Regions from separate parts of the Mus musculus genome. Here regions 1, 2, 4, 5, 6 and 7 are each linked to region 3. A link is a loop called in an ENCODE intact Hi-C map of the cell type or tissue named here. Cell type or tissue: heart. All regions are shown on one strand.

Evidence for each region. A loop is a pair of places that touch in the nucleus more often than their neighbours do. Peaks named below come from ENCODE experiments on the same cell type or tissue, not always from the same donor. Only the 100,000 strongest peaks of a DNase experiment are listed, where the experiment ranks them.
Region 1: it touches region 3 in a loop (2.2-fold over the local background); 6 of 42 quality-filtered maps call a loop at or near these places.
Region 2: it touches region 3 in a loop (2.6-fold over the local background); 6 of 42 quality-filtered maps call a loop at or near these places.
Region 4: a loop joins it to region 3, with 2.6 times the contacts of the local background. A loop is called at or near these places in 9 of 42 quality-filtered maps.
Region 5: it touches region 3 in a loop (2.7-fold over the local background); 6 of 42 quality-filtered maps call a loop at or near these places.
Region 6: a loop joins it to region 3, with 2.7 times the contacts of the local background. A loop is called at or near these places in 5 of 42 quality-filtered maps.
Region 7: it touches region 3 in a loop (2.4-fold over the local background); 4 of 42 quality-filtered maps call a loop at or near these places.

What each region holds. Positions count from the first base shown.
Region 1 is chr1:134,875,296-134,879,295 of GRCm38, forward strand. Ppp1r12b (protein phosphatase 1, regulatory subunit 12B) reads right to left here. Exons shown (of 24, transcript NM_001368827.1): 10 at 670-870. Among named protein-coding and RNA genes, the nearest start is that of Gm51265, 69 kb to the right of the region's middle. In heart, no CTCF peak of the experiment used is centred here; no DNase peak of the experiment used is centred here.
Region 2 is chr1:134,889,803-134,893,802 of GRCm38, forward strand. It overlaps Ppp1r12b (protein phosphatase 1, regulatory subunit 12B), which reads right to left. Exons shown (of 24, transcript NM_001368827.1): 4 at 3,548-3,707; 5 at 2,356-2,500; 6 at 954-1,028. Among named protein-coding and RNA genes, the nearest start is that of Gm51265, 54 kb to the right of the region's middle. In heart, no CTCF peak of the experiment used is centred here; a DNase peak (open chromatin) is centred at 2,269.
Region 3 is chr1:134,959,082-134,963,081 of GRCm38, forward strand. Ube2t (ubiquitin-conjugating enzyme E2T) reads left to right here and starts at 3,484. Exons shown (of 7, transcript NM_026024.3): 1 at 3,484-3,705. In heart, CTCF peaks have their summits at 1,761 (motif pointing left) and 3,932; a DNase peak (open chromatin) is centred at 3,460; H3K4me3 peaks cover 1,410 bases; H3K27ac peaks cover 1,157 bases.
Region 4 is chr1:134,860,319-134,864,318 of GRCm38, forward strand. All of the region lies in intron 13 of Ppp1r12b (protein phosphatase 1, regulatory subunit 12B), which reads right to left. Among named protein-coding and RNA genes, the nearest start is that of Gm51265, 84 kb to the right of the region's middle. In heart, no CTCF peak of the experiment used is centred here; no DNase peak of the experiment used is centred here; H3K27ac peaks cover 322 bases.
Region 5 is chr1:134,635,011-134,639,010 of GRCm38, forward strand. No RefSeq gene overlaps it. Among named protein-coding and RNA genes, the nearest start is that of Syt2, 72 kb to the right of the region's middle. In heart, CTCF peaks have their summits at 1,878 (motif pointing right) and 3,683 (motif pointing right); no DNase peak of the experiment used is centred here.
Region 6 is chr1:134,723,052-134,727,051 of GRCm38, forward strand. The region is part of intron 1 of Syt2 (synaptotagmin II); the gene reads left to right. Among named protein-coding and RNA genes, the nearest start is that of Syt2, 16 kb to the left of the region's middle. In heart, a CTCF peak has its summit at 2,382 (motif pointing right); a DNase peak (open chromatin) is centred at 2,380; H3K27me3 peaks cover 651 bases.
Region 7 is chr1:135,367,771-135,371,770 of GRCm38, forward strand. It overlaps Lmod1 (leiomodin 1 (smooth muscle)), which reads left to right. Exons shown (of 3, transcript NM_053106.2): 3 at 1-295. Shisa4 (shisa family member 4) reads right to left here. Exons shown (of 5, transcript NM_175259.4): 5 at 3,686-4,000. Among named protein-coding and RNA genes, the nearest start is that of Shisa4, 5.3 kb to the right of the region's middle. In heart, CTCF peaks have their summits at 636 (motif pointing left) and 1,511 (motif pointing left); DNase peaks (open chromatin) are centred at 651 and 1,371; H3K4me3 peaks cover 1,322 bases; H3K27ac peaks cover 1,493 bases; H3K27me3 peaks cover 815 bases.

The DNA of each region.
Region 1 (4,000 bases), 84 kb before region 3:
ATGATGGTGAACTGTTTGTGGTCAGCCTAATCATATATTTATAAATAAAAATCACAGGTTAAATTTTTCTACCAGGCAGGGTATGGTAGTATACACCTGGAATTCCAGCTTGTAGAAGGCTGATCCTACATAGCAAGATCCAGGCCAACCTGTCTTAATTGTTAACAAAGAATCAACAAGCTACTAAGTGCTGATTTGCCCAGCTGCATTAAAGTTCAAAGTTCAACTCAACTTTTCTTTGAAACATCAAAAGAGTAGGTGTCCCTGGTACTGATTCAGAAGAACCTTTTGGGCCATGCACAATTTTTCTCAGTCATTGTTTTGTTCTGGGGGGGGGGTCGGGCATAAGAAAATAAGAAAAGACATAAGAACATAAGAAAAGCCGAAAGGAAAGCTATCTATTTTGGCTAGCAACTAAATAACTGCTTGGTGAAACTATTAGAGTGACCAGACCAACCCCTTTTTTTAAAGACACCAAATACATTATACCAAAATACCTCCTTTTGTAATGAGGAATTACTTTTGTTCTCTACTTAAAAAAATCTTCACAGTCTGTACTTCAAAACTTGAGGACTAGCAAAAACATTTCCATTTGTTGTCATGACTGAATTTCCAGGGCAGCACACTGCCTTGGCATCCCCTGCACGGCCCTCCCCTCCCCCACTGCACCTTATCTTTGTCATCCAGCAAAGCAGAGATCCGAGGGCTTGAGGAGGACCGGTAGATGGAAGAACCTCGATCCCTAAGGGCCTCCCTGGAATTGGCCACTTCACTCAGCATATTGTGGCTACCAGTTTTTCTGAGCCCCAGTCTCCAGGAAGAGGGAGATTCATCTTTAGGCTCTTCTGCCTTGTTGAAAAGACTGGACAGCTATGGGGGAAGAAAAAGATGGGGGAGAAAGTTCTGGTGATCGAGCCAGTCTGCTCCACCCTCCTTTCTCTTTCCCTACTTGATCAAGTTCACGGAGCAGCCTGGGCTGTACTAGAACAGACCCCTGGCAGGCTTGCTGTCCTTGTGCCCACTCCACTTGGCAGATGTTAGATGCTCCCAAGGGCTCTTTCTTCAGAAGCCAGCAATGGACTCCAAACCTTAGTGCTTCTTCCCACAGACCTGCTCTGAGAAAGGAAGGAGCCCTTTTGCTGGCCTTGTGATCCCGCACTGTCTCGGAGCACCAGGAGACTCTCCTCTGGGGACTCATTTTCTCTTGACGTGCTCGGCCCCTGAAAACAAGCTACTTTTCCTCTCTGTCTTAATGTGCTCATCTGTAAAACTGTGATAATGAGCTTAATTCTCCCCTCTGACACAGTCTGGAGAAACTGGATGAACTAATGAATAAATACATATGAAGGCCATGCTCTTTCATGTGATGAACTAAGTATTTCCTCTTATTGAAACATATTTCTTCTTCTCACACAATATAATATGATTATAGTTTCCCTCTGTCTCCTTGCAGTTCCTCCTGACCCCACTCCCATCTGGATCCCCTCCCTTTTTATCTCTCATAGTAAAAAACAAAAAACAAAACAAAAACAAAACAAAACAAGTCAGGCTCCTAAGTGCTAATCATGAAGTATAATATAATAACAAAAACTAACATATTGGAATTGGACAAAACAAACAATCAGAAGAAAAAGACCCAAGGATAAGGTATAAGAAGCAGATCTCACACTTAGGAATCCCATAAAAACACTACACTGGTATAATATACACGAAAAGTCTGGTTCAGACCAGTGCATGCTGCCTCAGTCTCTGTAAGTTCATATGAGCTTCGACCATGCTGATTTAAAAAAGCCTTGATTTCTTGGTGTCCTCCACCCTCTCTGGCTCTTACAATGTCTCTGCCTCCTCTTCCACAGGGTCCCCTGAGCCCTGCGGGGAGGAGTCTGAGGGAGACATTCCATTTAGGGCTGAATGTCCCAAGTTCTCTCAAGTGATGAGTTAATATTAAGTTAATACTAATGGTGACGTCACAAAATTCTAACTACAATATTAAGAAAATAATCTATTTGCTATTAAGAAGCAATTATTTCATTGAACAAGAAATTTTAAAAGATAAAATCTTCAGGTGTAAGAAGGTCACCATATTTCTTATTCTGCCTAGAAAGAGTATCTTTCAAAGAGATCACTAGCTCACACCACCACAATTTCACTAATAATAAATTTTAATATCAAAAAAGGAAGTGTCAGTTGGGCATGGTGACACATGCCTATAATTTTAGCATTTAGAACGTAAAGGTTTGGGGAGGTGGAAAGATGGTGGTTAAGAGCCCTGGCTGCTCTTCCAGAGGACCCAGGTTCAATCCCCAGCACCCACATGGCAGCTCACAGCCGTCTCTAACTCCAGTCCCAGGGGAATTGACACCAGTGCACATGAAATAAAATATTAAAAAAAAAGAGAGAGAGAGAGAGAGAAGAAGAAGGTAAAGGTTGGTAGATTGAGGTCATGCTCAGCTACATAAGCTTGGGCCAGCATGGCCTATGGCTATAGAAGACCCTGTCTCAAAACCACAGAAAAGGAAAAGAAAGTTTCCAGTGGGATACAGCTCAGGGGTGATATGCTTGTCTAGCATGTTCAAGATTCTACATTCTAGTGTCAGCACTAAAACAAAACAACAACAAAAAACACTGCATGAACAATTTTCCATTGTCTTTATATAAAGCAGGGAAACAGGCTACAAATATGGTTCAGTGGTAGAGTGCTTGCTTAGTATATACAAGGTATATACGTACAAGGCTCGATTCTGCAAAAACAGAGAAACACAGCAGGGAAACATCATAGGCTAGGATTAGTCAGAAACCAGATTAGGGTCTTTAGGGTATAACTGGTCCTTCATATGCCAGGAAACAGTCCCTTTCCTGGGGTCTAGGACCTTTATTAAAAAAAAAAACCCTGGATCTTACTTCCAAACCCAGGTCATCTTTGCACTAAAATAAGCCAGTCATCTCCATCCACCTTCCACTAAGATTTCCTCTTGCCTCCAGTCATCTGGATATACACACTTATGAGCCCCTTCCTTTGTACAAGCCACTGTGACTCCACTGGGAATCCTTCCTCCTTTCCCAGTAATAATATTTTAGCAAAATAGAGGAAGTATGTGTGTCCGTATGTCTTAAGTTGGTATTGTTCTTTTATAAGAAGTAGGAAGTGCAGTCACACCTAGTAATGCCAGCATCTGAGGAGGCTGCACGGTGAGCAAGGACGGCACTCTACCTGAAGCCTAGCTAATGCGTCAATGATGCGTCTAAAAATAAAGGAGGCCTGGCATGCTTTGTTTCATTTCCACTAAGGAGACCAACAAAAACCTCTAAGGCCAGAGAGATTTCCTTCCCAGTTGTCTGCTCCAAATACCTCAGACCTCTCTGCCAGAGGCCTACAGCTTCTGAGAAGCCATATAAAGTTGATCCTTCGTCTCCCTCCCTTGCCCATCACACAGGGCAACAACCTTACTCATAAGACTAAAGTTTTCATGAGAAGTAGAAAAAGGAATTGCCATAAAAACAGTTTTGGATGCTCTGGCCTTAGAGGTTTTTGTTGATCTCCTTAGTGGAAATGAAACAAAGCATGCCAGGCCTCCTTTATTTTTAGACGCATCATTGACTCATTAGCTAGGCTTCAGGTAGAGTGCCGTCCTTGCTCACCGTGCAGCCTCCTCAGATGCTGGCATTACTAGGTGTGACTGCACTTCCTACTTCTTATAAAAGAACAATACCAACTTAAGACATACAGACACACACGTGTCTTCTAGCTAGTCTACTTTGTACACAGTTATCTTTGTTTTCAATATGAAGAAAACAGGTAAAACACAGAATCTTTTTGGTCTCAGGATATTTTCATCCTGTTATTAAAACACCTTTGTAAAGGTATTGTTAGGTACTGGTTTTCAAGGACGTGAGGGGCAATGTTATGGACAGAATTTTTGTGTCTCTTCCTCTAAAATTCATACTGAAGCCTTAGGTATCAGGACTGCATCTGCAGCCTGAGCCTCTGAGGAAGTGACAA
Region 2 (4,000 bases), 69 kb before region 3:
CTGAATCGAAACCCACGCTATTTCCTACAGTCATCCTAAATGTCAGTTCCCACGCCTACATGCGAATGCGGAGAAAAGGGAAACCAGTGTTGTTGGTTTTTTTCTTGCCTACACTAATTTTATTCCCCTGTCCAATTACTGGCAGAAAATGTGAGTGGGTCAACTCTTTACCTGTGCACCTGTTAGATTTCCATTCACATATGTAGCTCTTCTGCAGAGTACCAGGCAGAAAGGCAGAGAAAAGCAATTAAGGTTTTAAAGTAAGGAGGAAAGAGAAGAGGACTAAATTCTGGATGTTTTCTCAATCTGACGTATGTATGAACCACTACTAACCAAGTACTGCCCAACACCATGTGACAGATTTGCAGTATTACCTTAAGAAAGACATACAGTGGGGCTTTGGTGATGCATACCTTTAATCCCAGCACTTGAAGGCAGAGGCAGGTGGATCTCTGAGTTCAAGGCCAGCCTGGTCTACAGAGTGAGCTCCAGGACAGCCATGGCTATTACACAGAGAAACCTTGGAAAGAAAGAAAGAAAGAAAGAAAGAAAGAAAGAAAGAAAGAAAGAAAGAAAGAAAGAGAGAGAGAGAGAGAGAGAGAGAGAGAGAGAGAGAGAGAGAGAGAGAGAGAGAGAGAGAGAGAGAAAGGAAGGAAGGAAGGAAGGAAGGAAGGAAGGAAGGAAGGAAGGAAGGAAGGAAGGAAGGAAGGAAGGAAGGAAGGAAGGAAGGTCGGTCCTCTCTGTAATGGACTGTAACTGCCTAAAGACTTTTTTATATAGCCTTTTACAATATGGTTTTTCAAACATGCCGTTTATAGTTCCTGAAGGGAACGACATCTGTGAAATGTAGATACATCCAGCTCAACCCTGAACAAATGACGCTGAAGCAGGGGGCCGAGACCCCCAGTCACTGCTAACTTCCAGGAAACTCTGAAAGCATCGTCCAGACTTACCACATCTTGCTTCTTCTGAAGCATCTCCAAGTGCTCCACGAGACCTTCATCAGCCACATCAAATGGCGTCTGGCCCTAGCAGAACACAGGGGCACCATGACAGATAGAAAACAGAAGCGGCAGTCATGTGACTTTTTCAGGGTCTATTCTCTGTTTACTTACTGACTTTTATTCCTGCAATATAAGCTGAATCTCCTTTATCTGAAATGCTTAGGACCAGAAAGAAGTGCTTTGATTTTAGAATATATGCACACACACACACACACACACACACACACACACACACACACACACACACACACCACACACACACACACAGAGATATATATACATAGTAATCTTGAGACTAAGTGTAAACATAAAATTTACTTTTTTCACATATATTGTACAAATAGAGCCCAATGATGATTTCTTACCGTATTTTAAATAATTTTGTGTTTTCATGGCCTGGAATTTTCTACTTGGGGCATCATATTCAGTGTTCATAAATACTGAGCTATGAATATTTCAGATTTCAGACTTGGGTTGGAGATGCCCAGCCTATAGCTGCCTCCTGATACTCTACACTGAGCTGCCTTTATGAGTCACAGAGAAGATGCTTTAAGAAACAGCAAGTCCTTCAAACATGTGAAACAGTGAGAAAATCACTACACCAGTTCTAATGCTTATGGCCTCTTGACAAACAGTCCAGTGGAATCTCCATGTACACCTGTTCTAAAGTATTACTGTGAGGATACATTCAGTAAATGCCCTTGGGTCACACTCACGCTGAGGACTAACAGGAATGATCTCCCTTTGAGGAGGAGGAGGGAAGCCAGGCAGGTTACTTCTAGAAAACACAGGAACAATCACATACTCTGTATAGTCTAAGAATGAGACCAGGATTCGGGAGTTATGTAAGAAAGACAGGACCATGTGTCTGGAGTCTAGAAAATCAAGAGACGCGGGGATAAGAATCTCAGGGTTCTACATTGTTTGAAGTGAGGCTGATAGGACTGCTTATAGTTAAAATGGAGCAATCATTGCCATTACAGATTGTTCTTAGAGGAGTCCATATGCCAAGAACTTAGCAGTTAAAAGACCCAGAGTTGAAACATAGTAAAATATTTCATATCTCACCATAGACAGGGACCTTAGGTCTCTCCAAGTTCATTTGTCATCAAGAGCAATTACCTTTCTTCACTTCCTGTTTCTTTAGGGGCTTGAGCACAAGTAGACACAGATGACTGGGTTGTGTTTATTTGGCTTCAGTACTTTTACAGAGAGAATAAGCCGTGGAGCAAGGAGCTGGAGGACATCACAGCCCCAGCGCAGTCCTGGACACTGACCAGAGCCTTCAAGCCTGTGCTAGGCACCCAGCCACCTGATCTCATTGCCCTTTTAGAGGTTCAGGCTCACTAACCAGTTTGTTCCGGATATCCATGTCACAGAGTGCTTCTGCCAGGATGGAGCAAGCCTCTTTTACTCCCCAGTGTGCAGCTGCATGAAGAGGAGTCCAGCCGTCATGATCCTGAACATTGAGTTCATAGCCAGCCTGAATGAGAAGCCTAGAAGAAAACGCAAAAGGGACACTTATGGCCTGATTTTAAAGTTTTCCAACAAACAACCTATCACTCCACTAATACCTCAAACACCCTGTGATTTCTTCTGCCTTCTAAGGGATAATCTATAATGCATATTACTACTTTGAGCATCGCTTACAATCTTCACTGAACTGTAAGGTTATACATATGGCATTCCCTACACATATCCATGTTACACTGTGCTGGTTAGTCTTTCTCAACTTGACACAAACATGTATTTTGGAAATCTTGTCAACACTAAACACCAAGAGTCAGATAGTCAGATAAGGCATGAATATAAGAAAAGAAAAATAGTAGAGTCAAATTCTCTTTTCTTGCTTTTTTCAATTACATTTTAAGTTGATTTCTTTGGTATGCTTGAGTGTGTGTGTGTGTGTGTGTGTGTGTGCGTGTGTGCATGTGTGTGTGTGTGTGTTTGTGTGCGGCAGGGGTGGGTGGGTGGTGGGTACATACGTGCCACAGGACACAAGTGGAGGTAGGAGGACAACTTGGAGGATTCAGCCTCTCTTTCTACCATGTAGGGGATTGAATTCACATCATCAGGTTCAGCAGCAGATGCTTTTACCCAAGGAGCCATCTACACACACACACACACACACACACACACACACACAAGCACGAGTGCATGTATGCAGGCATGTACCACTCTAATTCTCTTACGAAAGCTGGATATTGCATACTCAAGATCTATAATTCACCTAATGAGCCCAGAAATTGTCCAAATCATAAAACCAGAAGGGTCATAAGTCTGTACAGTCATAGAGGAGGAGGTTTCAGGAGAACCAATGACAAGTCACAGAGCTGAACAGGGTCTTCCTGTGTCTCTGTGCCTCAAGTCTACCTAACATCACACATATGAGGAAGAGCAACAGTAATAGCTCCCTTCCGGAAGACCACCTATGAAGGAACACCAGCAAACCAAGAGGAAACTGACAACAAGAAAATACATCATGGCTAAAAGTTCCTGCTTCTAAAACTCACATCACCTTCTCCCAGTACCCAGCTCCATACCTGAGGACTTCAGAGTAACCCTTGGCAGCAGCTACATGCAGGGCAGTGGCCCCTGAGCGAGCCTGCCTCACATCTTCTATTCTTCCGCTGTTGAGCCACTGGCGGGCATCCTGCAACATCTGCTGTTCTTCCTCCTTCCTTGACTGCTCTAGATCAACGCCTGCAGAAGGCAGACCCCAGAAAGCAGCGTTACTAAAGTTCTGCCCAAGTCTGACAAGATATTTCATCAGGTTAATAACATACAAATATTACCACAAAGAACAGTTCCCTCATCAAGCTGGTAATTCATCAAATCTGAGGCAATGCCATTCATATTACAAAATTGCCAAGGCTAAATAAGCCAGGCTAAATAAAACACTATGTGATGCACACTCATGAGGAGCACACACCTAATGCTTTACAACAGAACATAAAAACCAGAGGAGATACTATTTTTACTTTGCAATATTTACA
Region 3 (4,000 bases):
GGTGTACCCTGTATGACTACTCCTGTCTTTATACTGCATTTCACTGCACTTTTAGAGAGCTCTCAGTATATTGTATAAAGAGGCTTAGAGTCTGTTACCAATTCTCCTGGTCAGTCAGACTTTGTCAATTACTTCTGTTTATTCTGCACCAATTATACTGTTTGAGTTTGCTTAGGGATGGATACCCCAAGAAGATTCCTGAATTCATAGCCTCATTTAGAAATTTCTAGCTTTTGATTATCTGAGCTTATCACAATCTCCGGGGCATAAGGAAGACTTCCAAGTAGTGTCCAGATAAAGTTGTTTCCCTAAAAGCAGAAAGGATTCTCCAAAAAAAAAAAAAAAAAAAAAGACTCAGACATAATTTTCTCAGGTAAAGACATCAAATGAACCATAATGCAGAAAGCCCCTAAGAGTGCAGCAGGCAGTCACCAAAACCTAAAAGTGAGAGGCAGAACTACAGCCATGGCAGCGCAGCGCTCGGCACAGCCTGGATGGAACTGTGTCAAACAGCTGTGCTGGCTTCATGACTTGCGTCATTTCCTATGACTGTGCCAGTGTATTGATTTGTGTGTACCTGCACGAGTATCTGCTCACAGGTAGGTGTGAGTACACACCAATGCCAGAAGAGGGCATCAATCCCTGGGTTCTGAAGGTACAGGTATTTGTTGGACCCCAACTCGATAAATAGGCGCTGGGATCTGAACGTAGGTCCTCGAGATTGAATAGCAAATATTCTCCCTACTAAGACAAACTCAGCAGCCTGCTAATAAAACATGTGTAACTACCAGTTAAGTCCAAACAAACAATCCTGTGTACAAATAAAATACATTTTAGAAAATATTTTCAAAAATATCTGGTCTAGGGAGATGGTTCAACAGGTAAGAGTATTTGCTGTGCAAGCATGAGTACCTGGGTTTGAGTCCCCAGCACCAACATAAAAAGCCAAGCACAGCTGATTGTACCTACAGCTGATAGCTCCTGCACTAGGAAATACATGGTGACTCACGAGAGCTGGCAGGCCAGCCAGCCTAGTTGCTGGCTTCAATGTGCTTCTGGATCTGTGAGAGACCCTCTCCTCAGGGAATAGGTTATAGAGAAATAGAGGAAGATCCCCACCATGACGGACTCAGAAGAGCTACCAAGGTGCATCTGCTTACCTACACACTCAGGTAGACACAACCCACACATACCACACACTACACTCATCCACTGAATAAATAACTGGGCCAATCCAGATTTTTATCAAGTAATAATTTTCCATATTCATACTTTAATTGCAACATTAGAACACTCTACTTTTAAAGATAATGACAAGCTTGCCATGGTGGCACATGTTTATAATCCTAACACTTAGAAGACAGAGGCAAGAGGATTGGGAGTTCAAGTCTGGCCTTGAGGTCAGCTTGAGCTATATGGGACCTTGCCTCAAATGAACAAAATAAAATAAATAGTGATGATACCTAGGCAGGAGGATTGTTGTGAGTTTGAGGACAGCCTGGGGTTTAGAATGAGGCCTTTGCCAAAAAGAAAAAAAAATCCTAAATTAGGGTACACACATTTGAGCCAAGAACTTGGTAGGCAAAGGCAGACAGATCTCTATGAGGCCGGCCTGGTCTAAATAGCTCCTGGCCAACTAGGGCTGCATCGCGAGACCCTGTCTCAAAAAGAAACCCTAAATTAATTAATTAAAAGTTTAAAAATAACATTTAGAGCACTCTTGTTGGCCTCTATTCCCACCAGTTAACATACCTCCCTCTGGTGGACAAATGGAAACTGTGTCGATAGAATGGGACCCTTTCTCTCTCTGTCTTTTCCCTCCTTTCCTTTGATCCAACTCATTACGGTCTGTGCTATTTCTAAGAGACATTTTTAACTCTGTGTTTTTCAAAGAACCATCCAAGGAAGTTTCTATTTCAAGACAGGACTAATACGGTCACTGTCGGAGTAGGGACAAGAAAAGATGCTGAGGAGATTAGATATCATTAGATAGTATGAATGGCAGTAGTAAAATAAGCAGTAATCCCAAATGGTAAGCGAAAACACTTCACTGCAACAAAGAAATCCTAACCATGAATACAGAACCGCAACAGCAGACTGAAAAGCACGTCAGACTGTTGCATGACTATCGTTCAGAAGTCTGTAAGTTTGCAGAATTCACTATCTACCCTCTGGCTCAGTCCTACAACTAAATTGGGGAAGCCCAGAGCAGAGTCAGTCAGAGTCCTAATGAGTCTGAGGGTCTCCAGAAGACAAAACACACCATAAAAACCTCCATGAGGAACCAGCTGTAGCTTAACATCAGTTTGGACTAAATGCAGACATCACCGCGGTAGCCAAAATTATATTAGCTTCGAAGTTCAGAAAGACCGACTGCTAGGTCTATGCTATGGAGCTGTACAAAAAGCTAGGAGCAGTGAAAGAGAAAGGTGATTCCTTGATTGATTTCTGGTCCCACCCCCAGGGTTCCCAGAGTTGAAACCAATTCCAGTTCTGCTGAGTCTCAGGTCTTAAGCTTTCCTTTCTCTCCCAAGGACTACCCACTTTTGGCACTCGCAGCTGTGCCCTCAAAGCTGACTTGGCTATAATCATGCACTTGGTTGCTTAGAAAATACCTTTCTAGAGGTGGAAGAGCGCTTGAAAGTCATTTATTCCGTGGTTGGTGTGTGACTCAAAGGGATCAAAGGCTGGCACAGTATGTAGGAAGAGCGGGCTTGTTTTCAGGGAGAGGGAGGGGGAAATCCTTAACTTCCTCACAGTGCAGAGGATCTCTTGCGTTAACCCCTAACAGGTTGAAGCTTCCATATGAACATTTCCAGTGGTGGAGAAATTTACTCCATCCACTTTACTCTTCAGAGTCCTGATGGAATGCTTTGTTCACCAGAATTATAAATTAAAAAAAAAAATCTTTTTTCATCTGGAGGAAATCTATGTACCCAAGGCTGGTCTCAAATTCTCACCTTTTTATTTCAACATGCCTGCGCGACCGTGCTCGGCTAACTTGTATCTTTAGACTACTGATCTTAAATGAAGTTGTAAAGTTTCCCCTGTCATTGCTTAAAGCCTGGGTGACCTGGTAGCCATTGGGAAGCTGCGTAGGAGTGCCAGGAGTCTCAGGCTAGCCTGAGCTACATAGCAAATTCCAAGCTAAGCAAGGGTTGCATCGCGAGACCCCGTTCCACAGAACCACAACAAAGATATAAAGGCAGCTACTCAGCAGTCACTTCTCCAGATTAAGCGTGTCCAGTTGCCTTTTTTTTTTCCTCTCCTGTAGATGACTTCCCAGCCTTCCCAGCTCACAGTCGATTTACAAACAAGACCACAGCGGGAACTGAGAATTCCGGATACGCGTGCGCGCGCCAATTTGAGCGGTGCGTGAGCGGACGCAAGCTCTGAGCGGTGGCCAATAGGCGGGCGCGCGCCTCCCCCAGGTTTGCTGCGGACCAATCACAGTCCTCTCCTGGAAGGGGGTGGAGTCATTCCAACGGTCTCCGCGGTTCCGCGTGAGCACAGCAGAGGCGCGCCGCGGTAAGTGGGGCTGCTGACGGGTGCTGCGAGTGCCACCTGAGGGAACGAGCCCGAGGTCACGGAGAGTCTGGGGAAGGAGTCCCGTTTCTACCCGAGCGGCCCTGGGAGGAACACGGCGGGGAGAGCGAACCGCCCTGGGCGCGCCAAGGCTACCTCCAGCATCTGCCACCTACCCAGGTTCTGTGCATTGATTATTTATTTACCTCAGGCCTGGGACACAAAGAATTTTACGAAGAGTCAGTGCAGTTGTAAAAAGCTTACGTTTGCGGGGAGTGGTTACTGGAAAAGAGGCTAACAACGCCGGTTTAAAAAAAATTAAAAGGAAAATATCTTTTGAAGCCGTAGTGTAAGGAACTCTGTTATGGTTGTTTGGTTGAGGGTTTCGTTTTGTTTGTGAGACAGGTGTCGCTGTAGCCCAGGCTGACCTGGAACTGACTTCTACCTAGGCGCCTCCAGTGTCTATGCCCCCAAG
Region 4 (4,000 bases), 99 kb before region 3:
AGAGCAAATTTCTCTTCAATTATTTCCCCTTCCATTGTATTATAACAGTAATACTTTTTCACACAAGAAAAGGAGGGCAGAATTCCCCAGAATGCCCCCCCCAACAAACATCGTAAATACTGTTGTGTTTGTTTGGTATCATACATTATCCTTTGCACCTGGCTTTGTCCATTTAACAAGATATCAGTGGTCACCTGCGTCCATACGTAGTGCCAGAAGGAGAAAGCTGAAACTGATTGTTGGCCAGTCCTGCATACACTCACAATGCCTGCCGGAAAACAAAACCCTAAGGAGAGACAACTGTGAAATGGTGTGCTAAATCCCAGCCCAGCCTAAGTGACTCAATTACAAGGCAAAGGGAGATTATTTCTGAGCGGTGGCTTTCTACTGCTTAAGTCTTGCAGTGGCCTGCTTCAAATCCCCATTTATCCCAATGCTACTAATTGTTTCCAATTGGACCTGTGAATGAGGGCTCCAAGGCTCCACTGTGGTTTCCCAGCAGGAGTCAAAACACTTCCACAATGGGCTGATTACAGAGAAAGCTGAAGCTTCAAAAGAGAAGAATTATCACTCAGCATGCTCTTTCAAAAGAAAATGTAGCTGTTTCAAAACATCTGATTTTTTTTCTCTTAGTTTATGCTCATCTAAAGTGAGAAACTAAATGGCTTTAATTCTGTAAAGGCTGAAATGACATGTTTTATGTGATCAGCTCATTCCCCTGCTGAAAATTCTACTATGGTATTTCACAGCTCTGAGAACAGAAGATCAAGTTTCTTAACATAACCCAGATAAAAACTGGCTTGATTTGGTTCCTGCCTACCTCTCGAGTGCCACAATTCCCAAAGACTATCCAGTGGAATGGTAATTTGGGGGTTTCTGCAGGGCAAGAGCAAGTTCACTGAGTACCTGCCACAGCCACTCTTTCCCAAGCCCCACCACCAACCACCACTCTTCCCAGGTGACCAGAGAAGGCTTGAGTGAGCTGTTTAATTTAGCGTAAGCCATCCTTCTCCACTTGATTTGTTATACCTCCCTCACTCCTTCCAGCTAACCCTGTTTTCACACAGAAACGTTCTGAAGTGACATATGCCAGGCAGAGCCCTTCAATAAACGGCTGTTTGATCGGTCTGCATATGCAAGTCTCCACTTAACAAGACTATTCACTTATAACACCGTATGCTTGTGCCAGGATCCAAAGCTTTCAGGAATAAAGACCTAGCGTCTATGTTAAATCCTTGACCTGGCATTCCAAATTCTATGTGTAGTAAATTTTTTTCTCCAATTACTTTTCTGTCCCTGTCTAGATCCTTGAATAAATTCTCTTCTTTTCCCTTTCTTTGAGGCACAGGGTCTACAATGTACACATCTCATGAGCTGGGCAGCCATTCCAGAGCTCTAACTTGATATAAATTCTTGGTTACAAGTCTCAGCTAAGTATGTATGACCTCACATGTGTCAGTAAAATCTGAGCCTCCGTATCCACAGTGCTACATATAAATATAACGATAATCTTGGCCACTAATCCTGATGACCTGAATTCAAGTCCCAGGACCTACATGGAGGGAGAAGGGAACCAACTTCTGCAACTTGTCCTCTGACCTCCACACATGGCCAATGCATCAGCTCCCTTCCTCCCAGTTATTAAGTGTAATCAATATATTTTTACCACACTCACTTTTCTTCATCCCTTCTGTCACTCCCCATTGCGAGCCTGATTTGTCCTACGTGCATTTCTTCTGTGACAGTCTCTTTGCTAGTCACGTCACGTTCACTATTACCCATTTGTTCCTGTCTAATAACTTCAGACAGAGTTTAAAAGCCAGTTTAAAATTCATGATACCTTAAGCTTAAAGCTGTCTAGTGGCATATTGCCTACAAAATCCACTAGTAGCATATACCTGAGAAATATGTCCACATAAAATATATATATACAAATGTTTATAGTGATATTTGTCATAATGGCCAGCCAACAGGTAGAAATAATGTGAATGTATCAATTTATGAATGAACAAACAATATCAAATGGTAGATTATAAAAAGGAATCAAGTCCTGATACCTGCCTCAACATGGATGCACTTTGGAAATATACCAGAAAGAGGCTAATTATAACCCCTCATCTTGTTTCCATTTTACATGAAAGGTTGAAAATAAGAAAAAGAGAAAATATTAGTAGTTGCTTAGGTTGCAGGGAAGTGGTCCAGGTTCAGTGCTAGGGTTACATATATCACCATATCTGACATCCTATACAAAATTATTTTTAAAGATTGCTTAAACTCCATGTTCTTTCATAGCTGCTACTTATCATACAGACCTTTGTCTAAGCACCAGACTCTCGTGGCAGCCTCCTGGAGTCCCCCAGGGAAAGTATTCGTAAGCAGATCTCCGTTAACACACTGTTCATAACTCACACTATCTCTTTATGGCACAGGCTGAACAGCTGTTAACCAAACTGCTGGGAACCAGAAGCCTATCAAACTTTGAAGTATTTTCATAAAATAAGGAGTCACTTTGGCTAAGAAAAGACTCCTCTGGTTTCATATAGTGTGTTCCCAACAACATGTTCATACTTGGACTCCAGATAGTAGGTCCAACAACAGGGCAGTGACCAGACGCCACCGCCTGCTGAGTGGGCAGCCTTGCAGACATTCAGGTGAGAGGCTTCGTTAGTGGGACTGGTCACTGGAGGGACATTCCCAGGAGCAGCATTGGTCCAGTCCGTGCTCTCCGCTGCTCTCTGCCATCTTGCTTGTCAGGCATGAGCGGCTTTGCTCATCCACACTTCTATCAGAAACAATAAAGCAGCTACCACAAAGTGTCATCTCTGAAGCCATAAACAAAATAAACCTTCCTCCTTCAAATAATTTCTCTCAGATACTTTTTAGTGTCCAAAAACTGACATGTTCACCCTATACACATAACATGGAGGTTATCTTACACAATTTTAAAAAATAATTTTGTACAGAAAGTCAGGTATGGTGTTATATGGAGTCTTAGCACTCAGGAGGCTGAGGCAAGAGGATTGCCATAAGTTCAGTGCAAGCTATATACAGTTAAGTATCAGGCCAGTCAAAAGGATATAGCAAGACCTGTTTTCTAAGAAACAAAATCAATTTTGTACATCTTGATACAGCATATAGTTCACTAATATCTCAGTTTAGTCTTGTTAATTCTTTTATTTGTTTTATGTAGAGAGGGTCTCACTATGTATCCCAGGCTGACCTACAACTCAGAGACCCTGCCTCCACCTAAGTGCTGGGATTAAAGGTGTGGACCACCCACACCAGCTAATTCTTTGTTCATACAGTTGCCACTTGAGGAGATGTAGCCAGGTCACCCTATTTGCTAAGGTGAAGGAGCTCAGCGGACAGCCGTGGACTGACAAAACAGCCAGAACAGAATCAAAATCTGATTCCATTGGTCGAGCGATGCCTTATCTACTGGATGTTACAAAGTTCACGGATGCAGTGGCTCTCTAGGAGTCTATGAACGCAGCATTTCCATACAGCCTGAAAACAAACATTTCTCCATCTTTCCAATCTTAATCTTAATGAATTTAACTCATTTAAGTTCTCTCAGCTAGGAAACACTTTGTGTGGGAAACGTGGGTGCACGTGTTTGTGTGAGTGTGTGCATGATCACATATAGTTGTGTGTGGGAGGGTGTCTTCCTTAACTGCTTCTCCACTTTAACTTATTGAAACAGGGTCTCTCTCTCTGAATCACATGTCACTGAGGGTCATGGATTGACTATGCTGACGTGGGGATTACAGATGCCAAGTCCTGTTATCATGGCTGCTGATAATCTGACCTCTTGTCCTCACACCTGTACAAAACACTTTCCGATTGAGTCATACCCCTTGCCCTAAGAAACACTTTTAGAGTGATTTCTTCTTTAGCTAATGGAAGACTGCTCTTTAGTTTCTCGAATGAAACGAATGGTACTTCTCTGTGCACTAGAGTAAATGTATAAACATCACATATTCACGAATGCATAATATTT
Region 5 (4,000 bases), 320 kb before region 3:
AGGTTTCCTTCTGCCACAATGCTGCAGAAATAGAATCTGGAATATTGCTTGTTGAAGAGTTTCGGAAGAGAGCATTGAAGACCCCATCGTCAGCATGTTATGGGCTGGCTGCATTTGGAGCCATCCTTCCTCAACGTGACTGAAACACCGGAGTTTATGGCTTCTCCCCGTTTGGGCCTTCTGTCCTCAGTCCTTTGCCTGTGGCCCAAGTTTCTCAACTTCGAGAGATTTCATGTGTAACTTGTAAAGAAAATGCTGCTTAAAACATTCTAAGCAAAACGCAATGCTGTTGTAAATCCATTTTTAAGCTATAATCAATTTGTAAGGTATTTGCAGACTTTGTAAACAAATTTCATGTATAAATAGCACATACAAATGTTCCTGCACGTTTTCATCAGTATAGATGAGACGTGTCAAGCCAGCCAGCAGCAGAAGTAATAATCCCACTCCAGGTTGGAGTTCTGAGAAAAAGGGTAGAGGGCTGTGGTGGGTGAGGTCGTGTGTGGTGAATGTTTGAATAACCTGCTTTCAACAGGGATGGCATTAGTGACATCCTATGGTCTGTTTCAGGTGAGTAGAGACCACAGGGCTGTTGTACAGAAAGGCTGTTTTATAGAAACATAGTTACCTTACACACTTACCTTCCAGTGTAAGGTGGACCATCGGTTTGCTAGTCCCTGGCAAGCCTCATGCTAGAGGTAGAACAGTGCTGAGCTGCCCTGCCGGTGCTTTCCCATCTGCTCTGCTGTGAGCGTACTGGACTGGACAAACGATCGGGGCTGCTGGTCTGACAGCAAACGATAAAAGGAGAAATGTGCATCTAATTTTAGCCTACATCATAACCATGTGTATTCATTATACTTTGAAATTGATATGGGATGAGGGCCTATGCAGGCTCTTAAGTGCTCTCTAGGCAATGACCATGAGCATAGTCGACTGGGGAAGTGGAGGGGTGTCATTAAAGGTAGTCCCAGGTGCCTGGGAGTTGTTTGGTGTTTCCAAGCCAGTCAAAACTTGCAAGGCACCCTAAGCTCTCAGACAAGTGCTAGTCACCTATAGCTTTCCTGCTGCAATTGAAAGTGTACTTCCCATGCTCAAGGTGGTGGTCACTTAGCGCCAAACTCAAACCAAGTGTAAGGAGCAAGTGGTGCAGCATGTGGAACCCAAAGATTAACAGTCCTTCCTAGCAGGGCCAACTTTGGGACTGGGTCTATTCTAAGAACATTTTGCTCTGTCCCACTTCTTGCCTAGGACTTCCTGCAGGTTCCAGAGAAATAAGAATATTGTCCATGAGGTTTGGTGAGCCTGCTTCATCTGAGTATGGTGGGCATATGCCCTAGGGTTCAACCTACAGGTACCGGCCAACCATTGTGTGTATGGTCCTGGTGTGAGGAGACTTTCAGAGAAGAATCTAGTGGTCACATGTAAGTCTTGAAATGGCCGCCCTCTGTGTTGAACGAATGCCTCCTGCTCTGATTCCATTGCCTCACTGATGCTGAGAATACATGCCCAGTACTGTTGCCATGGCTACTCACAGGCAGGAAGCAAGTAAGTCCTGGGTACCAGCTTTTAGTAGTTGTCATGCCTTGGAAAACTGACATAGGTCATGGAGGCTTTTAGGCTCCTGCTTATCTCATTGCTCTGTTTCTATCACTACATCCTCCCCTCTCCATCCATTGAACAAGCAAACGCAAACAGGACTTTTCACTGAATCAAGTGGAGTAGTGTCGGGAAATAAAGGGTAGGGGGTGGGGGTGGGGGTGGCTGAGGCTGGAGAAGGGATGAGGTAGTGAATCTGATAAAGCTCTTTGCCCAACTGCTCATTTCTCAGAATGACAGCCTGTCTTCTGTCTGCTACTCCAGCGGTGGCCACCAGATAGTGCTATTTTGTTTCCTTGAGTGTTATGGAGCCTTTTGGTATTTTTCTGGGTTCATCCTGTTTAGGGGCCAAAAGCAGAAAAACACTAGTTTGGGCAACTTTCAATAAGATCAGCAGTTTTAAAGGCTCCAGGACTTTCTAGGGGAGAAAATACTGTGCACTGGATCAGTTCATTGCTTTGTTGCAGCAAGATGTCTGCACACGGAAGTTAGAGTTCATTTGAGAGTAAAGTCTGACATGGTGGGGAAGCCACAGCAGCAGCAGTAGCTGGAGGTCAGGCTGCATCTGTATTTGATTCAGCAATCTAGAGAAGCTGCTCACAGATTTGCCTCCAAGTGATTCTACTCCCTGTCAAGTTGATGATAGTTCTAACTTAGGGTAGGTTTATGTACTGACCCCAGGGAGAGCAAAGGTGAGAGAAAGAGGTCTTCTTGCTGTGGGTGGCTGGCTTTGGTTGGGCTGGTGTGCTCGCGGGAAACCTCACTGTTCTTCCCCCAGAACCGTCTTCACTGGAAGAGGATTGAGGGCAGTGGGCACTTAGCTGAATCCAAATCTGCTGGGTCTTAGGGATGCAAACAGGAGATGATGACTTTCTTTCTGCCGGCCAGCCTGTAGAGTGAGCCCGGGGAAGCCATTGCTAAGAACGGTAACACTAAGAACTGGGGTAGAACTATGTGCAGCAAGACACCAGCTCTCAGGCTGCTTTTTACTTCATATTTCTATTGTGTCTCAACAAAGTTTTGTTGCATTTGCATGTGAGTGCATGAGTTGAGGGGTCAGGGCAATGTGGGGGAGTTGGTTCTGCCATGTAGGTCCAGGGGTCCAATGCTGGTTGTCAGGCACAACAGCAAAACCATAAACCCACTGTCTCATTGGCCACTGTTGAGTTTTTAGAAAAACACTTTTGTATCACTGCCGAGCAGACATGATTCTTACAGATTTACATGCGATTAATACTTGTAATACAAAGTATTTGTAGGTAAGGTAGGATATTTTTTAAAATTTATTTTCTTCCTGTATGGGTGTTCTTCCTGCATGTGTGTCTGTGCGCCATGTGTCTGGGACTGGAGTTGCAGACAGTTGTGAACCATCATGGGTGCTGGGGATTGCACCTGTGTCCTGTGGACGAGCAATCAGTGGTCCTAATCACTGAGCCATCTCTCTCCAGCTCCAGAGTGGGTCATTAAAAACAAAAAAGTGTGAGTGTGGGCACCAGAGAAGACCTGTCTGGGCCTGGAGTTCCAGGCAGCCATGAGCCCCCTCACACAGGGATGCTGGGAATGGAACTCAGTTCTCTGGAAGAGTAAATACGTGCTCACAGAGTCATCCACCCTTCCAGCCCTGGGGATTTTTAAAGATGCCTGTGAGAATGTATGCCACATGTGGGCGGTGCTTTCAGGAGCTAGGAAAGGAAGTAGAATCTCCTGCCAGCTGTAAGCTGGCTAGTGTGTCTGCTGGGAGATGCCGGGTCCTCTGGAAGAGCAGGATGAACCCTTAGCCACTGAGCCTTCTCTTCAGGCCCAAGGATGGGATTTTGATGGCAAAAATTATGCCCTTAATCATGAACTTTATACAGTTCGGACTGAACATGTCTGTCTTCTACATCTGCCAGAAACTTGGATAGCACTCCAGTGTTCTGATGTGGAAGGCCATCTCTTAAGAATCTTCTTTTTTTTTTTTCCTTTAACAGCAACCACAGTTACTTCTACTTAGAATCTAATGCAGTGAAGCCATTTGGCAGCGTGCGCGATTGGAGAAGAGTAGGCTGTTTTCCAGCTTTTGAAGAAGTCGCAGGAAACTTTTAGCGCACAACAGAAGAGGGCAGCAGAGGGCAGGACTGAGTTACTTTCCTAGTTCCCAGGGCTGGAGCTGGGTCCACAGGAGGGAAGGCGGGGTAGACTGAGGTGCTCAAGGTCACTACAATCCTTAGCTCTAAGTTGGACACCAGGATCTGTCTTCTATAGTGTGGCACCGGGAGGAGGATTGGGTTGTAGGATTAAGATGAAAGGTCAGGGTTTGAATTTGTATTTCACCAATTGCTAGAAATCAGCTGCTAAGCTAACGACGCCAGCTGTGTGTGTGCCCAGCAGGTTAAGCATCTCCTGTATTTTCGGTTGGGGG
Region 6 (4,000 bases), 240 kb before region 3:
AGTTGGCTTCCGGGACTGTAATTATGCCCCCAGGACTTGGCATGACCCACTTTCGTTCCCGGATACTGTGAGCTGTCAGGGGCGCTGGCAGTAATGGGCATCTGCGTCTGGGCCAAAACTTCTTGGTCCTTGTTCCTGGCCAGTGTCTGGGAGGAGAGTATACTCTTGAAACAAAGGGACCAGACTGTCCTCCCTTGATGACCCTTTGCCGGATATCAGAACCCCCATCATGCACCAGGACAGACCAGGATTGCTAGACTTTTTAGGACTTTTCACCTGCCACCTGGCCACCCATTACTTGGAGATACAGCTCTCTTCATCATTTGGGAAAGGGTTTTTTTTTTTTTTTTTTTTTTTTTTTTTTAGGGTGTATACCAGGCACTCTCTTTTGTGTCCTGCTCAGCCTCAGTTTCCTCCTCTGTAAACTGGGAGTCATCATCGTTCCCTCAGTGGGAAGGAGCACAAACGAGGTGCAGCATTGAAGTTTGGAGAGCTGCAGTCATGGCTCCTTCATCTGCACCTCGGGGCTGGCTCCCCTTCATGTCTCCCCTGTGAGGCCAGCCTTTTCAGAGAAACTTAGAGCTGCTGATGGAAAGCGGAACCCTTAGTCAGTTGTGTCAGGGGTTCACAGTGGGGTCTTGGGTGTATCCCATCAAGCCACGGGAGTCATGCCTGCTCCACCATTCCAGAGGCCTGAGCCTGGCATCTCCTTAGTGAGCTGCTTTGGGACAGTGTTGAGTCTTACTCAGCGTGAATAATTAGCTTTCAGCACAGGACCTCGTATAGGATTTGGGGTGAAAGAAAGTGACTATCAGAAGAACAGACATGACTTAACTGTGCTAGGAAGGGTCAGTCTCAAGGCTGGGGAAGGCAGACATTAGTGAGCAAAGTCATCCCATAGGATTTGCTGCCAGACTTGGAGGGTGTGCTGGTCAGGATGATACCCACTCTCCCCTCAGGTGGATCATTCCAGGGTGGCAGGCTTTGCCACCCTGCCACTGGTTAGTCAGTCTGGCTTGTAGCCTTGAAGTCTGGCCTAAAAGGAAAACAGGTTTCCAGGAGAAGCCCTACCTGGCGAGACCCCACCTTCTCAGTTGCCCTCTAGGCTGTTACCAGGTTGTTTCTCTGGGCAGGGTTGGGGTAGAGTAAGAAAACACAAGAAGAAGAAACAAGCCATTTCTTTCTCATCATCTTTGTGGGCTGTGTGGAGCTAGGCAGTGTGCACAGGTAGTTGATACCAGCTAGCAGTGGACAGTCTCAGAGGAAGGAATATACAGAGCTGGGGAAGAAGGCTCTGGACCTCAGGCACCCAGCCACCCAGCTGTGTAGTAGCTCAACATCTACCTACCCACCCATCCACCCACCTACCCCCCACATCTACCCACCTACCCACTCCCCACACACCTACCCACACACCCACACACCCACACACCTACCCACCCCCACCCCTCCACCTACCTACCCATCTACCTACCCATCCACTCACCTACATACTTACCTACCCACCCACCCACCCACACCCACACACCTACCCCCCCACGCCCACCCCCCCTACCCATCCACCCACCTATCTACCCACTCTCCCACCTACCTACCCACCTATCCACTCTCCCACACACCCACCCACACACCCACCCACACATAAACACACACCTACCCACCCCCCCCACATATACACACACACCTACCCACCCACCCACCCACACACCCTCCCACCTACCCCCCCCCCCCCCACACCTACCCATCCACCTACACACCCACCCACCTACCTACCTATGTGGTAGCCCTGGCTTTCTTGGACAGAGCCTGGACTTGTGGTCAGAGCATAGCCCTGGGCTTTCCTGTGGATAGGGATCTTAGCCCTGGCTATTCTGCAGCCCACATGCTATCTGTGTCTGAGGATAGAGCTGTCTTACATTCAGGTGAGGTCTTCAAGGCTGCGGGCCATCTTGGAAGATGCAGAGCACTTTCCAAAGGCAATCAGATTATATCTTCATTACCCAAGTGTAGGGTCTTCAGCTGTAACCACAGCTTCCTGGGAAAATGCTGAGTTGAAAACCCAGCTGTCCCTTCCCCTGGGCTTTGTACTTCCCATGCAAGGCTCTGTTCTGCACTCACGGTGCCTGTGAACACATTCACACCTATATTTATGCTCAAACACATAGTGTCCACTTGTATGTGGGCACAGACAGCTTCCTGATAACATGTGTACCCTTCATGGGCCTGAGAGTTGGAGCCAGCCTCTCTTCTAGCTGAGGTTGAAGATAACCTGGCACCAAAGTCAGGTTCCATTATTTGGCTGGCAAAGCCACCTTCTGCAGCTTCCCTCCTGCTTCCGTTTTTAGTTCCCTGGGCAGGAACCTTGCCCAGGCCTGTAGTCAGCCTGGCTCCTGGTCAGACAGCAGGGGGCACTACGGGCTTAAACACTCATATCAAGCAGTAAGCAGGAAGAGGAGCCTTAGCCACCGTCCCTGTCACCCAGGCACAGCCCCTGTCACCCACCACTGTCCCTGTCACCTGGCCACAGTCCCTATCACCCGGCCACTGTCCTTGTCACCTGGCCACAGTCCCTGTCACCCGGCCATAGTCCCTGCTTTTGAGGCTATTCTCTGTTTACATGTTGGTACTCCCTGCCCACCATGTATAGATATACCCACCACGCCATAAATGTACCCCTATCCCACATCCATTATACACAACACACCCTTCGTACCATGTGCTTTTATGAGCTTCCCTGTCTCATGTGCCATTCCCAGCTCACCCCCACAAACCCCTACTCATCACAGACACTATATAGCCTCCAGAACACCTCCATATATACCATGCCACATACACCCCACTTACCACACAGCAGCATATAACCTGATGACACAACATACATCTTACCATATACACACCACCGCCTGTCACACATAGCCCCACCCCACCCCATACACCCTACCTACCACACCTCTACCTGCCACACACACCCCTACCTCTGTGCCCCACTCCCACTAACTACATGCACCTGGCTTTCCACCATACGTTAAACTTCATACACCTATAACCTGCAACACATACATACATACATACATACATACATACATACATACATACATACTACCCACATGCCCACTATGTCCAGGATATTCCACCCACCATATAACTCAGACTCTTGCCACCCATATCACTACTTACTGCACACACCACACACCACAGTTCTATGTCCCCATGCCCTATTACCTGCTACATATATAGCACACATTCCTATCCCCCACTGATGCTACGGATTCACATATAACCCATTCCTCACACCGCACTCTTACATTCCATGTCCATACGGCGGCACGTGACACCTCACACATTCCGGGTTTACACACCACACACCCTTCTGAAAGCCTGAGATGCTGAGCAAGGCGCTTGTGCGGTCAGAGAGGAGGAGTGTCCCTTCTGAACTGAGGAGAAGCCTCTAGTGTGAAGGACAGCAGGGCAGGTGGAAGGCGCAGTGTGCTTCATGCATGGCAGGATGTCTGTCTGTCTGTGTCTGTGTGTCTGTCCATCCTCTGGGCAAGCTTGTCCACAGCCACACTTCTCTAGATCATGACCAGGTGCAGAGCGCCACTACCCTGCTTGTCTCTCTTCCTCGCAGACCACGTGCACACCAAGGCTCCCCAAGGCCCCATAGCCAGTGCCCTACCGCTTGCTTCCACTGTCCTGCTTAGCACCTATGCGGGCATCCCACCCTTCTGTCCTTTCAAGTGCAATGATGCCTGGGCAGTAGATGCCCACGTAGTAGACAGTGTGGCCTCCTTTCCTTCCAGGAGAGCTCTGGAGCCCTGAGGGAGCAGCTTCTGGGGCCAGAGGCAGCTGGGGATAGGTGACCGGGTTGGCGACTGGTCCAGCAACTTTAGTGCCTTGCCTGACAAGGTCAAGGAAGCCTCGTTCCTATCCTTAAAGTGGTGGCTTTTCCACTCTGTCTAGTCAAGCTGAGGCCCTCGCTTGAGGGGTAGAGAGGAGTGAT
Region 7 (4,000 bases), 410 kb after region 3:
AGAGTATGCTTTGGAGTCAAGCCCATGAGCTTTCATCTGATGGTGCAGGGCACTAGCTAGATGCTTAAGGGTGCTTCTGCTTATCTTCCAACTCTGTGATGTGGAAGCCAATCGCCTCGATGTTTTGCAGATAGAGTTAATCAGCTGCACGTGGGTACATGACGAATAAGAGGTAGGGCTGAGGTCTTAACTCCTCTCTGCTGCTGAAAAAACGGACCAGTGATAGTTTTTCACAATGACATTGGAAGCCAAATGGAACTAGTTTTACATATATAAATATATAATTTCCTCTTTTCTATGTAGTCCTGGCTAACATAGAACTCCTAATGTAGAGCAGGCTAACTTCGAACTCTTGAAGATCTGTTTGCCTCTGCGGGGATTAAAGGTGTGTGCTACCACACCGGGCCAGTCTCCAGACTTTAAGTCTCCTTTAGAACCTTTCACCTTTGCATGTTTTTGTTTGTTTGTCTGTTTGTTTGTTTACTTAACTGGAAACACGATTTAGACTGGGCTGGGGGCTGGGAGCACACACACTTCCCAACTCTCTGCTTCCCAGAGCCAATTAGGCCTGGGATGACGTAATCATTTCTAAGTGCGTTTAAACTTGATGTGGGAGCGCAGCGCCACCTCGAGGAAAACTGCAACCCAGGCTCTTCTACTCCTCAGAGCAGCCTGGCTCTGGCGGCGGGAGGTCAAAGAAGAGCAGAGAGGGGGAAGGGACTCCAGCCCCACCCTACGCGACTGTCCTTGTCTTGCAAGACCCACCCGAGGTGCGGAGCGGATGCTTGAGCTCAGGACCCGCGGGATTCACAGAAGTGTTTCTGTCCGCTCCGCGAGTTCTGCTGTCCGCCTCTGGCTCCTGAGCCCGGAGTCACGCGTCTAGTGGATTTTTCCTTCCTAAAACCAAGGAAGGTCAGAACTAGCAATAGAAAAGATCTATGCCCATCTACCACCTACGTTTTAATAGGGGGCGGGGGAGGGGCGGAGCGGAGAGGTTCAAAGAAAGCAAATGATTCATTCAAGTTAATGAATCTAGACTCAACGCCAAGTCGTCGTCGTCGTCCCCCGCCCCCCCCCCCATCCCCAGGGAGAGCAGGTCATCTAGATCCAGGAGAAGCAACACCTGACCTCAGCCTTTCCCAGCATCCTCTTCAGCATCTACCTCCTCTGTTCTTTCCAAGGTTCCATTGCAGGTCTACTGCCCCCAAACCGAGAAGTTCCTCCTCCTGCTCTCGTTTCGCTCCACTTTCCCTGGCCAGAGAGGGGGACCTAGAGCGGGCCTAGGACCAGTGTCTGTCTGGCACGTGGACACGGGCAGTTAGCTAGGCTTTTATATCTCACTTTGTCCCTGGAGCTCAACGTATGACCTATGACAATCAAAGGGCTCCGGTCTCAGGGCCGAGCCGGGAACTCCATGCTTACTTGGCCACTGTTGAGGAGTAGGATCTGGACACGGGCCACTCAGAGACCAAGCTTTTCTGGAAAACCAAGTTCTCTTGTCGCCATCTGGAGGACCGAGCACAACCTTCACCCCTGAGAGCAGATGCTATCCAGCTGAAATCAACCTGCGAGTCAGGCACCAAGGGTGCTGCACTCATTGGGAGGCCCGTCAGTGCCCAAAAACCCTTCTCCCCTTCTGGAACTCCCTCCTCCTCCCCTCTTCCTTTCCTTCCCCTCCTTCCCTCATAGCCAGAAAGACTTTTTTTGTCCAGGTGCCTCCCTTCTAGTCAAACACCCTGCGTCCTCCTCTTCCTTAGCTTTCCCTTGGCCCCGCTGTATTCCCACATTGTCTTTTGCTCTAGCCCTCTCCCCTCCCAGAACCCAAACCCCTTGGAGCTCTGCCAACCCTACCCCTGACAAACACTCACACCTGAACAGGTCCATGTTTGTCTAGGGTTGTGCGTGCTTCAGCTGAGAAGCAAGCCCAGGGTCTCATACAGTGTATAGGCCTATTGATTGATTGATTGATTGGTTGATTACATAAAGCCACCCCTCCTCTTCAACTAGATTCCTATACCACCCCCGAGGCTGTTCGGGGTCTCCTCCTATCCCAGCAAGGCCACAGTTACATCACTGGGGTCCCCTAGTTCTTAAGTGTCCCTCCTGCATCCACTCTCTTTCTCTTTCTGGCGTGTGTAGTTTTTCAGGATTGCTAAGTGATGGGAAGGGGCAAACATAGCGAGTTAGGCTTCCCCAGGCCTTTCTGGGCTCTGTTTACTCCTCAATGAGACACACAGACACACACAGCGGACTGGAAATTAAGAGTATCTGAGGGAGATGGAGTGTTATCCTCGATGGGACTCTGCAGCTCCTCCCCCCCCCCCGCCCCCCAGCACTGGAATGCTTCCTCTTTCTTCTTAGAATTCTTATTTCCGGTGCTTTGCTGTGTTAAATAGCCCTTCTCCCCCTGCAGCTCTGGCTGGGGCAAACCTATACTATATCCTATACTACAAAGCCACTTGTCATAGGGTCCCAGATTGCTGACTCAAGGGCAATGTATTCCGTCACATACTTCGACATCATGCTCTTCTGTGACAAGGTTCAGGGGGTAAATTCATGTACCCCTTGATTTCACTGAGGAGAGGGAACCTGTGAATTCACTCAGGGGCAGACCCCTGCTCTAGGGAGTCTATGACTCGGACCCCCAGGTTCTGACTTCTGGGCTATGTGAATCTGAAGTAATGCCCCCTGGATGTATGGCTACAGAGGGCCCTGGGGACCTTGTGAGGATAATGGCTCTGCCTAGAACCTAGGAGGCTGCTGGAAGCCAGAAACTTGAGGCTGCACTGGGCTAGATTTCCTGAGGATGGATTGGAAAAAAAAAAAAAAAAAGGGCTGACCTTAGAGAACTGGGGGTAGGGGCATTGGATAAGTTGGCATTTCCCTACTTGAATTAAAACTATTAAGAATGGTCTCAGGGTGACTCTTAGTACAGGGCACTTAGCTATCATGCCTGGGGCTCCCACAGACCATCTATCCCAGCATCCCCAAACCTCAAAACTTCCTGCAATTGTCACCAGATGTCTTGAGAGCACAAAGACTATGACTTCAAGGATCACAGCAAGGGAAGATGGGCAGACAGCTCTGTGTTACTCCCAGGTCACCTCTTCTAGGTAGCCTTCACAGTCTTTATACCTAGCTTCCGTGGACCGGGACACTGCCCTGTAGAATCTGACACCTTAGCATCCTGTGAGGATCAAGCCGGCAAGTACCTTACACCACACCTCTGTATGTTGGCTCCAGGTCCTGGGCCTCTTCTGATCAGGAAGGAAGGACGGACTCATAGTTTCGATTCCATTATATATCATCCTCTTGACAGCTATTATCCCCATTCTATACATGAAGACACTCAGAGGCAAGCTCAAGGTCAGACAGTGAAGAGACCCAGATTGGAAGGTAAGTGTTCTTGGATGGAGAGGTGTCTTTATATAGCTGGTAATGCCTTGGACGTCTCAGAGGCCTGGTCCTGAAAAGCACGTGAGCACCCTCTCTCTAGCTGCCACAAATCTGCTCAACAGCGTTGGAAAACAGTCCAGAGATGCTCAGGGGTTCTGCCCAGGATGGGGCTGATGGTGGCACTCTCCTCCCACCGGTGCTGCCCTCCCCTGCTGTGGAATGTGGAGCAGGCAGCAGTCCGGGTTCAACAGGAGGCAGGGTTAAGAGAAGGGGCCAGTGATTCCACTGATGAGTTACAGCATTACAGCTTTAATCCAGGAGGCCTGAGCTCCAGCCAATTGGGCAGCCAGAGGGAAGGGCTGTGGCCAGCTGTTGATAGAGCCCCCTCACTTGTCTCCACCTCAGCCCAAACTGGGCATATAGGAGGGGTCCCACCTTTCTGATTGGGGTCCTGGGCACAGAGGGACGACTTGAAAACAGAGACTGTGGCCTAGGCTCTCATCTTACTCCCAGTCTCCCAGTAAAAATAGCTCATGAATCCCAAGTCCTCCCTACCCACCCCTCATCCACGGCCTGGTTCCAGCTCAGCTCACGTTCCACTTCT